Linked DNA regions of Homo sapiens: region 2 is linked to region 1. A link is a loop called in an ENCODE intact Hi-C map of the cell type or tissue named here. Cell type or tissue: OCI-LY7. All regions are shown on one strand. Links, peaks and the distances in the headings refer to the core of each region. The heading gives the core; the rest is flanking DNA. Region 1 overlaps LINC02613 (long intergenic non-protein coding RNA 2613). Region 2 holds the start of LOC105374468 (a long non-coding RNA gene).

What was found. Peaks named below come from ENCODE experiments on the same cell type or tissue, not always from the same donor. Only the 100,000 strongest peaks of a DNase experiment are listed, where the experiment ranks them.
Region 2: a loop joins it to region 1, with 4 times the contacts of the local background. A loop is called at or near these places in 4 of 110 quality-filtered maps.

What each region holds. Positions count from the first base shown.
Region 1 is chr2:38,463,065-38,468,440 of GRCh38, reverse strand. All of the region lies in intron 4 of LINC02613 (long intergenic non-protein coding RNA 2613), which reads left to right. Among named protein-coding and RNA genes, the nearest start is that of LINC01883, 34 kb to the right of the region's middle. In OCI-LY7, for the core only: CTCF peaks have their summits at 2,276 and 2,475 (motif pointing right); a DNase peak (open chromatin) is centred at 2,520; H3K27ac peaks cover 391 bases.
Region 2 is chr2:38,406,205-38,411,580 of GRCh38, reverse strand. LOC105374468 (a long non-coding RNA gene) reads right to left here and starts at 2,862. Exons shown (of 3, transcript XR_939974.3): 1 at 2,603-2,862; 2 at 2,398-2,488. RefSeq lists an enhancer at 4,270-4,909. In OCI-LY7, for the core only: no CTCF peak of the experiment used is centred there; DNase peaks (open chromatin) are centred at 1,890, 2,750 and 4,100; H3K4me3 peaks cover 3,099 bases; H3K27ac peaks cover 4,892 bases.

The DNA of each region.
Region 1 (5,376 bases), core at 78-5,077:
TCCTTTGAAAGGAAGTCCTGCTATGAAAAAAAGTAGCAGTTGAACTAAATGGTGAATTGAATGATGTAGCTGCTTTACATCCTGGCTCAAGCTCCTGACCTTGTTGTAAAACAATAAAAGTTTGGGCACCAGCAGTGAGTCTGCCAGCTACACTGTGAGTAGCTGTGCCCGAGGGGAATTCTTGCACATACTCTATGGGAGATGTGTACAAGAATGTGCATAGTAGCATTGTCTATAATAGCTAAAAAAGGAAACAACCCAGATATTCATAAGTAACAGAATAACGAAGAAATTTTGGCATAATGAAATCCCATATAGCAAAGAAACCAAATAAACTACAGCTACACTCATCAACATGAACAAATTTCAAAAATACTGTTGAGCAAAGACAGCATGTTAAGAAGGTTACAATTAGCATGGCTTTGTCACATGAAATTCACAAAAGGCACCACTAAGCAGTATATTGGTTAGGGATCCACAACAAATGGATTAAAACTATAAAGGAAAGCCAGGGAATGAGTAACACCTGTGTCAGGTCAGTGGCTTGCCCCAGGGTTTGGGAAGGGAGAGCAAGACAATTGGGAAGGGTGGGCATGGAGTGAGCTTCATGGTATTGGCAATGTTCAATTCCTTAAGCTGGGTGGTGTGGATATGTGTATCTGGTTTTTATTATTATTCTTTAAGCTGGACATATACGTTATGCACATTCTTTTGTAATATGATCTATTTCACAATGAAAAAAAATTGTAAAGCAGATATAGCCAAAACCAAAGCTCCTCCACACCCCAATAAAAGGTAGAGTTTGATGTGGTTGAAGAGTCTGAGCCTCAATGGAATGAGGACTTTTCCAGATGTGGTGCTGTACTGGCTGGAATAGCATCCGGGAGAAAGGAGGATGGCAAAGCAACCCACACTGCCCCCTGGCCAGGGCATCGGCAGCTGGACTGAGGGGTGCCCTGGTATCCCCGGGACCTCCTTTTCCTATGGCTCTGGGACCGCTGTGTGCCCACTCTATGCCCCTTTCTTCCTGCACCACAATCCTCAGGGGTTGGCTGGCTTTTCGGAGTCGCCACCAGGTACTTTATTTCTCACAGCTTTCCCACGGCTGCCTGCTGAGTAGGAGGCAATTATCCTAACTTCTCATGTTTTTGACCCTCAAAGCAAGTGCCCCAGCCCATTTGGAGTTAAAAATGTGAAAGCATTTTGGACCACATCCAAAATCTGGTCACTCACCATGTGATTACCTTTTTAGGGAAGGTTTATCATTTGCCTGCTGAAGTTTACTTTAATTTCTGAATGTTTTGCAAACACATTCTTTGTTGACAGCCCTAGCTGGAAATGTTTCAGCTCACCGTGTTCTGGGTAAAAAACATTGTCAAGTCTTTTTTTAACCCCTCACGTTAGATGGTTTTTCTTGGCCTGCATTTCAGTGTCCATTAACCTTAGTGTCGTAACATCTTGGAGTTAGAAGCAACCTTGGAAGCCACCCATCCAACTTCCCACCCAGTGGGAGAATTGTTCTGAAGCTTGCCTGATCACCAGCCTCAGATAGCTTGCTTTTTAAGGGCATTGCTGTACAGACACAGAGTACCATAGTTTACCAATTCCCCATAACATTTTGCATACATTTTCATGAATCTTGCAGAATCAGAAAGCAGTGTGAGCAATTCCAAGTTTGCTAATTAAATTAAAATGAGCACAGACTCTTACAAAACAGGTTTTAGAGTTTCAGGAGGCCTTACATGGTCAAAGACATTTTTCACCTACTTAAAATAATCCTATCCTGGTTAGCAGGGACAGAGAGATGAGGGAGTTGGACACATCACATGCTTGGAAGGAGAAGCAGAGAAGGATTGCTTGGCAGTCCTGTGTGTACATTTTCTTCTGTCCCTTTGTTCTTACTTTCTTGCCTCCTTAAAAGAACAGAGATGGCCAGGTGCGGTGGCTCACACCTGTAATCCCAGCATTTTGGGAGGCCGAGGTGGGCGGATCACGAGGCCAGGAGTTCGAGGCCAGCCTGACCAACATGGTGAAACTCCGTCTCTACTAAAAATACAAAAATTAGCCAGGCGTGGTGGTGGGCGCCTGTAATCCCAGCTACTCAGGAGACTGAGGCAGGAGAATCACTTGAACCTGGGAGGTGGAGGTTGCAGTGAGCTGAGATCGCACCACTGCACTCCAGCCTGGGCAACAGAGTGAGACTTGGTCTCAAAAACAAACAAACAAACAAACAACAAACAAAAACAAAACAAAACAAAAAAAGAACAAATGGTATATAAATGAAGAATATAGACATTGCCCTGCTGAAGGGCGCTGGACTGGCCTGTCATCCTCCCACTGCCACCGCCTGTCTTTCCACCTAATGGTAACTGGATGCCTTGTCCCATTAGTTTGGGCCTACCCCAGTTTCTGAGCCCACCGAGAGATAGTGCAATGTGTGTTAATAGTTGCCCCTTCCACCTGTCTCCCTAACTTTTGTTCTGCTCCAGTAGAGGGAGCCAAGCGGTGATACCAGCTGCTATGGTGGTTAAGTGAGCTTGAGCCTTGAGCCACGCTGGGACCTTGGTGGCACAGGCCCCTCAGAGTAAGGGGAGGAAGCTGGCCTGGGAAAGACTGAAGTTAACCCATCAGAACAACAGGGTTGTTCTGTGCCTAACCCCTCTCTCATGCAAGCTGAGGAGAGTTTCTGGGCTAAAGAAGGTAGCTGAAGATTTTTTTTTTTTTAAGTTAGGGGTAGGAAGCTCAAGCAGGGGTGAGGAGAGAACAATGCAAGGTGCTGACCCAGCCTGGACACACAGGTGCAAGGTCCAGGGGGCATGTGAAGTTCAGGTAAGCTTAAGTAATGGTTGTGAGAAGGCCTAGTTGGTGGCACAGGGCCTGGTGGACCCTTCACAGCATGATACCCCAGTCAGAGCCTATGCAGAGAGACAGGCAAGAAGTGGCAGGATGTCGGGGCCACAAGCAGAAGCTCAGGGCAGGCCAGCATGCCCTGCAGGCCACCAGGGGCAGGAGCCTCCTTCAAGGTTCTGATCCTGCTGTGTGGTCCCTCCCCAGACACCCAGATCTCCCGCAGCACGCTGAGCACCTAGAGACTGGTCCAGGACTGATGCACTCACAGATCTGCCTGGGTCCCGTCTGATGACTCGAAGGGGCCAAGGAGACTGGGACTGACTGCCTGAACTGCCGGGCCCCAAGTTCCGTCAATTCAAATCAACAAATACTGGACTGTGTATCTCTGGGTGAGGGAGTTGGGGTAGGATAAAGATAAGGGGCTGGGTGGCCAACTAAGAGGGAGATTAGGAAATGCTGATAATGTCATATCATATGAATTATACAGCAGATTACACAGCCAGAGGACACTGCTTCGTTAGTCCATACAGGCATCTATTTACATGGGGCATTTACATGGGAGAAGGAGAGGGGGAAGACAACATAGGAAGAGAGGAAGCGGGGGAAGAATTTTGCATAGAAAAAATGCAGTGCCAATCCCTGACCTTGTCTTCCAGTCCAGTGGCAGGTGGCAGCAGGGAAGGACTAAAGGAGCCATTTCCGCAGGGCGTCAGGGAGACAGAGGCCACAGCTATCTGCTTAGGTTCCAAAGTAACTTCAGGGATACTGAGTGGAGGAGAGGGTCATTGTCCTCACCCCGCTGTGCAGCAAAGCATCTCTGTGAGTGTGAGGGCAGCAGAGGTGTAACTCCATGTTGGCACCTACACCACTGGTGTAGTGGAAGCAGCACCCTTGGCGTGCACACAGGTGTATCCCCAGAGGGCAGCCTGAGAGCGCAGCGCAGAGCATCCGCAGGACTTGAGTGGGATCGGAGGTCAGGAACCAGTGACGTTCTGGACACACCCATTATTTTCAACTGGTTGGTACCAGGTTGGGCCAGTAGGACCTGCAAATACTCCAGTTGTGGAAGTTAACAGAGTGTCCTCTCTAGGCGCTTTAATTGCCACCTTCATAACAGCCTTGAAAAATTCCACCCGCCCCCCAACCTTTTAAATTTCTTTTCTTTTCTTTTTTGTCTTTTGAAACGGAGTCTCACTCTGTTGCCCAGGCTGAAGTGCAGTGGTGCAATCTCAGCTCACTGCAGCCTCCACTTCCCGGGTCCAAGCGATTCACCTGTCTCAGCCTCCCAAGTAGCTGGGACTACAGGCACGTGCCACCATGCCTGGCTAATTTTTATATTTTTAGTAGAGACGGAGTTTCACCATGTTGTCCGGGCTGGTCTCGAACTCCTGGCCTTAAGTGATCCGCCCATCCCGGCCTCCCAAAGTGCTAGGATTACAGGCATGAACCACCGCACCCGGTCCCTACCTTTTAAATGTCATAGAACTTTTCTGAATCTGCAATTACCTTGTTTTTTTTCCTTTGGTCCAAGGGTCAGCCAATTTTAAAAATTTTTTTTTCTGTAAAGAGCCAGATAGTAAGTACTTTTGGCCTTGGGGGCCATATGGTCTCTGTTACAACTGCTCAGCTCTGCCACTGTGGTCTGGAAGCAGCCATTGACAATGCATAGACTAACGAATGTGACTGTATTCAAATAACAGATGATTTATGGACTCTGACACTGGAATTTTATATACATTTTCACAAATTACAAAACATTCTTTTTGATTTTTTTCACAAATCCAAAAATATGAAAAACATTTTTAACTTGTTGGGTGCAGAGACAGTCCCTGGCCGTAGTTTACCAATCCCTGAGGGTCAGGAAGGGCTCATAGTTGTGTTGCTAGTGCCTAGCACAATGTCCGACATACAGTAGGTGCTCAGCAGATATTTGTTGGAGGTGTGAACTGCACTTTACATACAAGGAGACCACAGCTCAGGAGGTTAATCAGCTCTCTGAAATGTGGAGTTAGAACTCACACTTTCATGGTTTGCAATACTTTGGAAAGTGAAGTGGTTGGCAGCTCTTCCAGCTGCGAGTCCTCCACTCCTTCTACCAAATCACAGCTTTGGCCTTCCCAGAAAAAAATATTGTCATATGGAATTTCACAGAATTGGGGGCCGGGCGTGGTGACTCATGCCTGTAATCCCAGCACTTTGGGAGGCCGAGGCAGGTGAATCTCTTGAGGTCAGGAGTTCGAGACCAGCCTGGCCAACATGGTGAAATCCCGTCTCTACTAAAAATACAAAATTTAGCCAGGCGTGGGGGTGTGCACCTGTAATCCCAGGTACTTGGGAGGCTGAGGCAGGAGAATTGCTTGAACCCATGAGGCGGAGGTTGGAGTAAGCTGAGATCACGCCACTGCACTCCAGCCTGGGCAACAGAGCCAGACTCCGTCTCAAAAAAAAAAAAAAAAAAAAAAAAGAATTGGGGATTGAGAACTGCTTTTGAGCAATAAATCAACCAGTGAGGTAGACTCTTGTGGT
Region 2 (5,376 bases), core at 192-5,191, 57 kb after region 1:
TCCTGCCACATAATAGGTACTTTATATATATTTGTCATATGAAGGATTAATTGAATGGGCTGGGCATAGTGGCTCAATTCTGTAATCCCAGCACTTTGGGAGGCCAAGACAGGAGGATTGCTTGAGGTCAGGAGTCTAAGACTGCAGTGAGCTATGATGCCACCGCATTCTAGCCTGGGAAACAGAGTAAGACCCTATCTTAAAAAAAAAAAAAATTGTGGAAGACAGTGTGGCGATTCCTAAATAATCTAGAACTAGAAATACCATTTGACCCAGCCATCCTATTACTGGGTATACACCCAAAGGATTATAAATCATGCTGCTATAAAGACACATGCACACATATGTTTACTGTGGCACTATTCACAATAGCAAAGACTTGGAACCAACCCAAATGTCCATCAATGATAGACTGGATTAAGAAAATGTGGCACATATACACCATGGAATACTATGTAGCCATAAAAAGGATGAGTTCATGTCCTTTGTAGGGACATGGATGAAGCTGGAAACCATCATTCTCAGCAAACTATCGCAAGGACAAAAAACCAAACACCGCATGTTCTCACTCATAGGTGGGAATTGAACAATGAGAACACTTGGACACAGGGAGGAGAACATCACACACTGGGGCCTGTCATGGGGTGGGGGGAGGGGGGAGGGATAGCATTAGGAGGTATACCTAATGTAAATGACAAGTTAATGGGTGCAGCACACCAACATGGCACCTGTATACATATGTAACAAACCTGCACTTTGTGCACATGTACCATAGAATTTAAAGTATAATAATAATAATAATAATAATAATAATAATAATAATAAAAGATTTATTGTTGAATGAATGATATGTCAACAGAAACTCAGATCCAGGGATTTGCTTTTGGGCTGGGATCAGGCCTCTTGAACTAGGATCTGGGTGGGGATCTATCCACAATATGTGGCTGGGTTCTGAAGACTGCTTGCATATCTTTTAAAATCCTGAAAGGTAGCATAATTGCTCAAGAAAAGTATGTCTATCCTTGGTATCAGGACCAAAACGAAATTTATCCTGAGAACCCTCATAAAGACATCTTGCATAATGAATACAACCCGTTTTCAACAACATCCATGAGGAAACACCATGGAGATGCGCTATGGTGCTTTCCTTTGGCTACACGCAGTAAAGGTGGATGGTGGCTTCTAGAAGTGCAATCAGAAGCCACCAGGCCTGGCCGGGCCTGTAATCCCAGCACTTTGGGAGGCCGAGACGGCTGGATCACCTGAGGTCAGGAGTTTGAGACCAGCTTGGCCAATATGGTGAAACCCTATCTCTACTAAAAATACAAAAATTAGCCGGGCAGTAGTGGCATATGCCTGTAATCCCAGCTACTCAGAAGGCTGAGGCAGGAGAATCTCTTGAACCTGTGAGATGGGGTTGCAGTGAGCCAAGACTGCACCACTGCACTCCAGCCTGGCCGAAAGAGTGAGACTCTGTCTCAAAAAAAAAAGAAAAAGGAAAAAAAGGAAGCCACCAGGCCCAAGCCTTGGATGTCCCTGAAGAGGAGCCTCCCTCTCTGTTTTAAGCATCCCTTCTCCCTCTCTGGCTCTTTGTGTGGGTTTGCATTCTGAGAGCAGTTGGGCACCCTGGGGAGATTTCATTCTTGAATTGCTCTAAAAACAGCACTAGAAAATTTAAACACATGCTCACACTCACTCTATGTTTTCTCTTGGGCTCATTACTTACCCCAAAAGACACTAGATCTAAAAGACCATTCCACTTGGAGGAAGCCCAAAGGATTGAAAAAGGTCTCATTGCTTTCCAAATAAGATGATGGAAAAATGCAAAACAACCCAGCAACAGCCACCCAGTTTGATGCTGGTGCCCTTTATTTCAATGCAAATTTAAGACAATCATGGCTCAAGAAAGAGAAATGAAACTGTGCAGGACCTGGCCCCATAGAAACACACATTTTCATTCTCTGTGGCATGCTTTGCTGACGTTACAGAATTTTGGAAAAGTCAATTATTCACAAGTAAGACTTGTAAAATTCTCTAGCCCATAAAGAGTCTTACAATTTTCTCTGGAACTGCAAAATAAATTTTAGACTTATCATTTTGTCATTTAAAGTCCCCAGATCTAGAGCCAGAATACTTAGGGATGCTGGCAGAGTTGCAGGAAAAAAAACTTCTCTCCCAAGGCTTTGTTCTGTTCCAGCGAGCCTGCCAGTTCTGCCTGTACATCCAGTGAGGGGTTGTGTAATCCCAACACTTCTGGGAGCCTACCAACCCTAGAAGAGCCTGTCTCCAACTTTAACCTGGCCTGGCAGGTCCCCCAAACAAAGAACCACTTCATTGTCTGTAGAACCAGTTTGGACCACATTCTGCTGGATTTAAATCTATAATCCACCCACCTACCTGGCACAGGTGGCTAAGAAGTAGTTCTTTTCTGATTTGTATGCCAGAATTTCTGGGCTGTGTTTGGTTTTATCTTTTTCTTCCCCTTCATCTATAACAAAAGAGAGGAAACAGAGGGTATGAGAAGTGTTGCACATCCCCATGGAGGACAGCACCAGAGGGTGTGACCTCAGACCACAACATGGGAAATGTTAGTGACACTCACGGAAGAGTTCCAGGCCGGGTGCAGTGGCTCACACCTGTAATCCCATCACTTTTGGAGGCCGAGGTGGGTGGATCACTTGAGGTCAGATGTTTGAGAGTAGCCCGGCCAACATGGTGAAACTCCGTCTCTACTAAAAATACGAAAATTAGCGAGGCATGATGGCATGCACCTGTAGTCTCAGCTACTATTCGGGTGGCTGAGGCAGAAGAATTGCTTGAACCCAGGAGGCAGAGGTTGCGGTGAGCCAAGATTGCACCACTGCACTCCAGCCTGGGCAACAGAGTGAGACTCTGTCTCAAAAAAAAAAAAAAAAAAAGAGTTCCCCTGCCAGGGCAAGTGATGGACACTAGGAATGGACTCTGCTCCCCGATGTTGGCATAGGGGTATTGGGCAGGTCCGATTTCCCCTTTTAGCCACAGGAAGTAGACTGGACTGTTCAAAGTTATGACCTAAAGGGTATCAGGAAGGTCCTGCCTCCATGTATTTCTCTTTTTAATATGTCCACTGTTAGGACTTCGTGTCTGATTGAAAGTTGTTGAGTTTTAAAGAATAACCTACAAAAGCTGGGCGCGGTAGCTCATGCCTGTAATCCCCGCACTTTGGGAGGCCAAGGTGGGTGGATCATGAGGTCAGGAGTTCAAGACCAGCGTGGCCAAGATAGTGAAACCCCATCTCTACTAAAAATACAAAAATTAGCTGGGTGTGGTGGTACATGCCTGTAATCCCAGCTACTCGTGAGGCTGAGGCAGAAGAATTGCTTGAACCCGGGAGGCAGAGGTTTCAGTGAGCCGAGATCGTGCCACTGCACTCCAGCCTGGGCGACAGAGCGAGACTCCATCTCAAAAAAAAAAAAAAAAAGAATAACCTACAAAAATGTAATTATTTTGTGGAAGGTTTTGCCTGAAACAGTTTTCTGGTAAAAACATTCATAGAAGGGTCACACTCAAGTACTACAAATGCATCAACATTTCCTTAAAGATTTCTATTAATGGAGAATTAAAGCCCACAAGAGCTGTGAAGTTGACTTTCAACAGTCTTTGACTAGGATCAGGAATTTTATGCTTTTTAACTCCTTGTTCTGTCACTGATTCTCAAGGCTTAGGCTGGAAGAGATGGAAAAGAGGGAGTTGACCTCTTCCAGGAGTTGGCCTGGAGGAAACATTTTGTCCCCAGATCCCAGCGCCTCCCAGTGCCACTGGCAAATTAAAACAATGCTTAGGGACCTCTTTATGCCATCAGTGGGTTGAGGACATAGATGCAGGTGAACAAAGAAAAGAGGGCTGAAAGAAGAGAGGAGGAAAAAAAACAGGAGAAAGGGAAGGCTTCAGGGAAGGAGGGTCAAGTCTAGCACCAGCAAATTTGTTGGAGAGGCTATACTCAGTTGCCCTCCCAGCCGTGGGCTGCTGACAGATGGTCTGTGGATGTGTCTGAAGGTGCAGGCACAGGGGTGGAAGTGGCACTGGCCTGGACCACAAGGGTTCTAGTCCCTGTTCTGTAGTAACTAGCTGAATGACCTTTGGTGTTTTTTATCCGTAACAGGAGGGGGTTGGCCATATGGTCTCAAAGGTTGCTTCCAACTGGAGCAGTTCCTGGGTTGTGAAATGGTGATAATTTTGAAAGCCTGTGACTCCACCACCAGTAGGGAACCACACCTTATGCAGAGGACGTCCTAATTAACCCAAAGGAATGATTAGCTGTGGAGGTTTCTGTCCTCCCCACCCCCGCCAGTTCCCAACTGTTGAGTCTCATTGTTGGTAGAAAGTTTATAGGAAAAGTGCTTGGAAACTGTTGCTGGTCTTCCTTCCTTCCTTTAACCTTGAGATAAGAATGCCTTTGTTTGAGTCTCAAGCATGTCTCAAGTTATGTAACTCACTTGTATTAAAACTCTCCCTGACTGTTTTATATTCAGCTTTCTAGCTGCCCTGGTTTGCAGCTTTAATTGAATAGGTGGCCTTGTATTTATGCTAATTTTTTGTCTTTCTCTTTCAGATCTCCATGGGATAACCACATTGGTTTGTTTAGTAAACACTGAGACCAACTCCACCATCCAGAGGCCTGACAGACAAATGGCCTGAGACAGGGCTGGGAAAGTTTTGCTTCTGGTTGGGACTTCAGGAAGAGTTTTGTTTTGTTTTGTTTTCCCCCAAGGGAACAAGCCCTTGAATCCGGGAGGCCAAGGTTGCGGTGAACCGAGATTGCGCCATTGCACTCCAGCCTGGGCAACAAGAGCGAAACTCCGTCTCAAAAACATAAAAAGTAAAAAAGATATGTACGTCAATGTCAGACTTTCTGTGCTGGATGGAAGGACTCTGAGCCTACCAAAGGAAGCGTATTTACAAACCTCTAGGTACTGACTTGTTGCTGAAGGTCAGAAATTTGCAATGACATTTGGATGTATTCAAGGGTGGAGGGGCAGGTTTGGGGAAAGTTCTTTTAAAGAAAAAATGCAAAATTTGATTACAAGAAGCTGGGGTGCCTCCCAGGGCCTCGGAAAGGGCTTGCACAAGTGAAGCACCCTGAAGATAATGCTTCATTAGCTTTACAGTGAAGCCACCTCTGAATCTCTGTTTGGTGTTTGTCCAAAATATTCCAAGTTGAAGGCAGGCCTGATTATATGATCGCACAGCAATTTTCCTGGGGAAAAGTCTTTTGCTGCCAGTTCTTCCTCTGCTATGAATAGGTCTTAGTCTCGTGCTCTCTTTTCTATCTATACCCTCTCCCTACTCCAGGGGTCCCCAACCCTTGGGCCACAGGAACCAGGCCACACAGCAGGA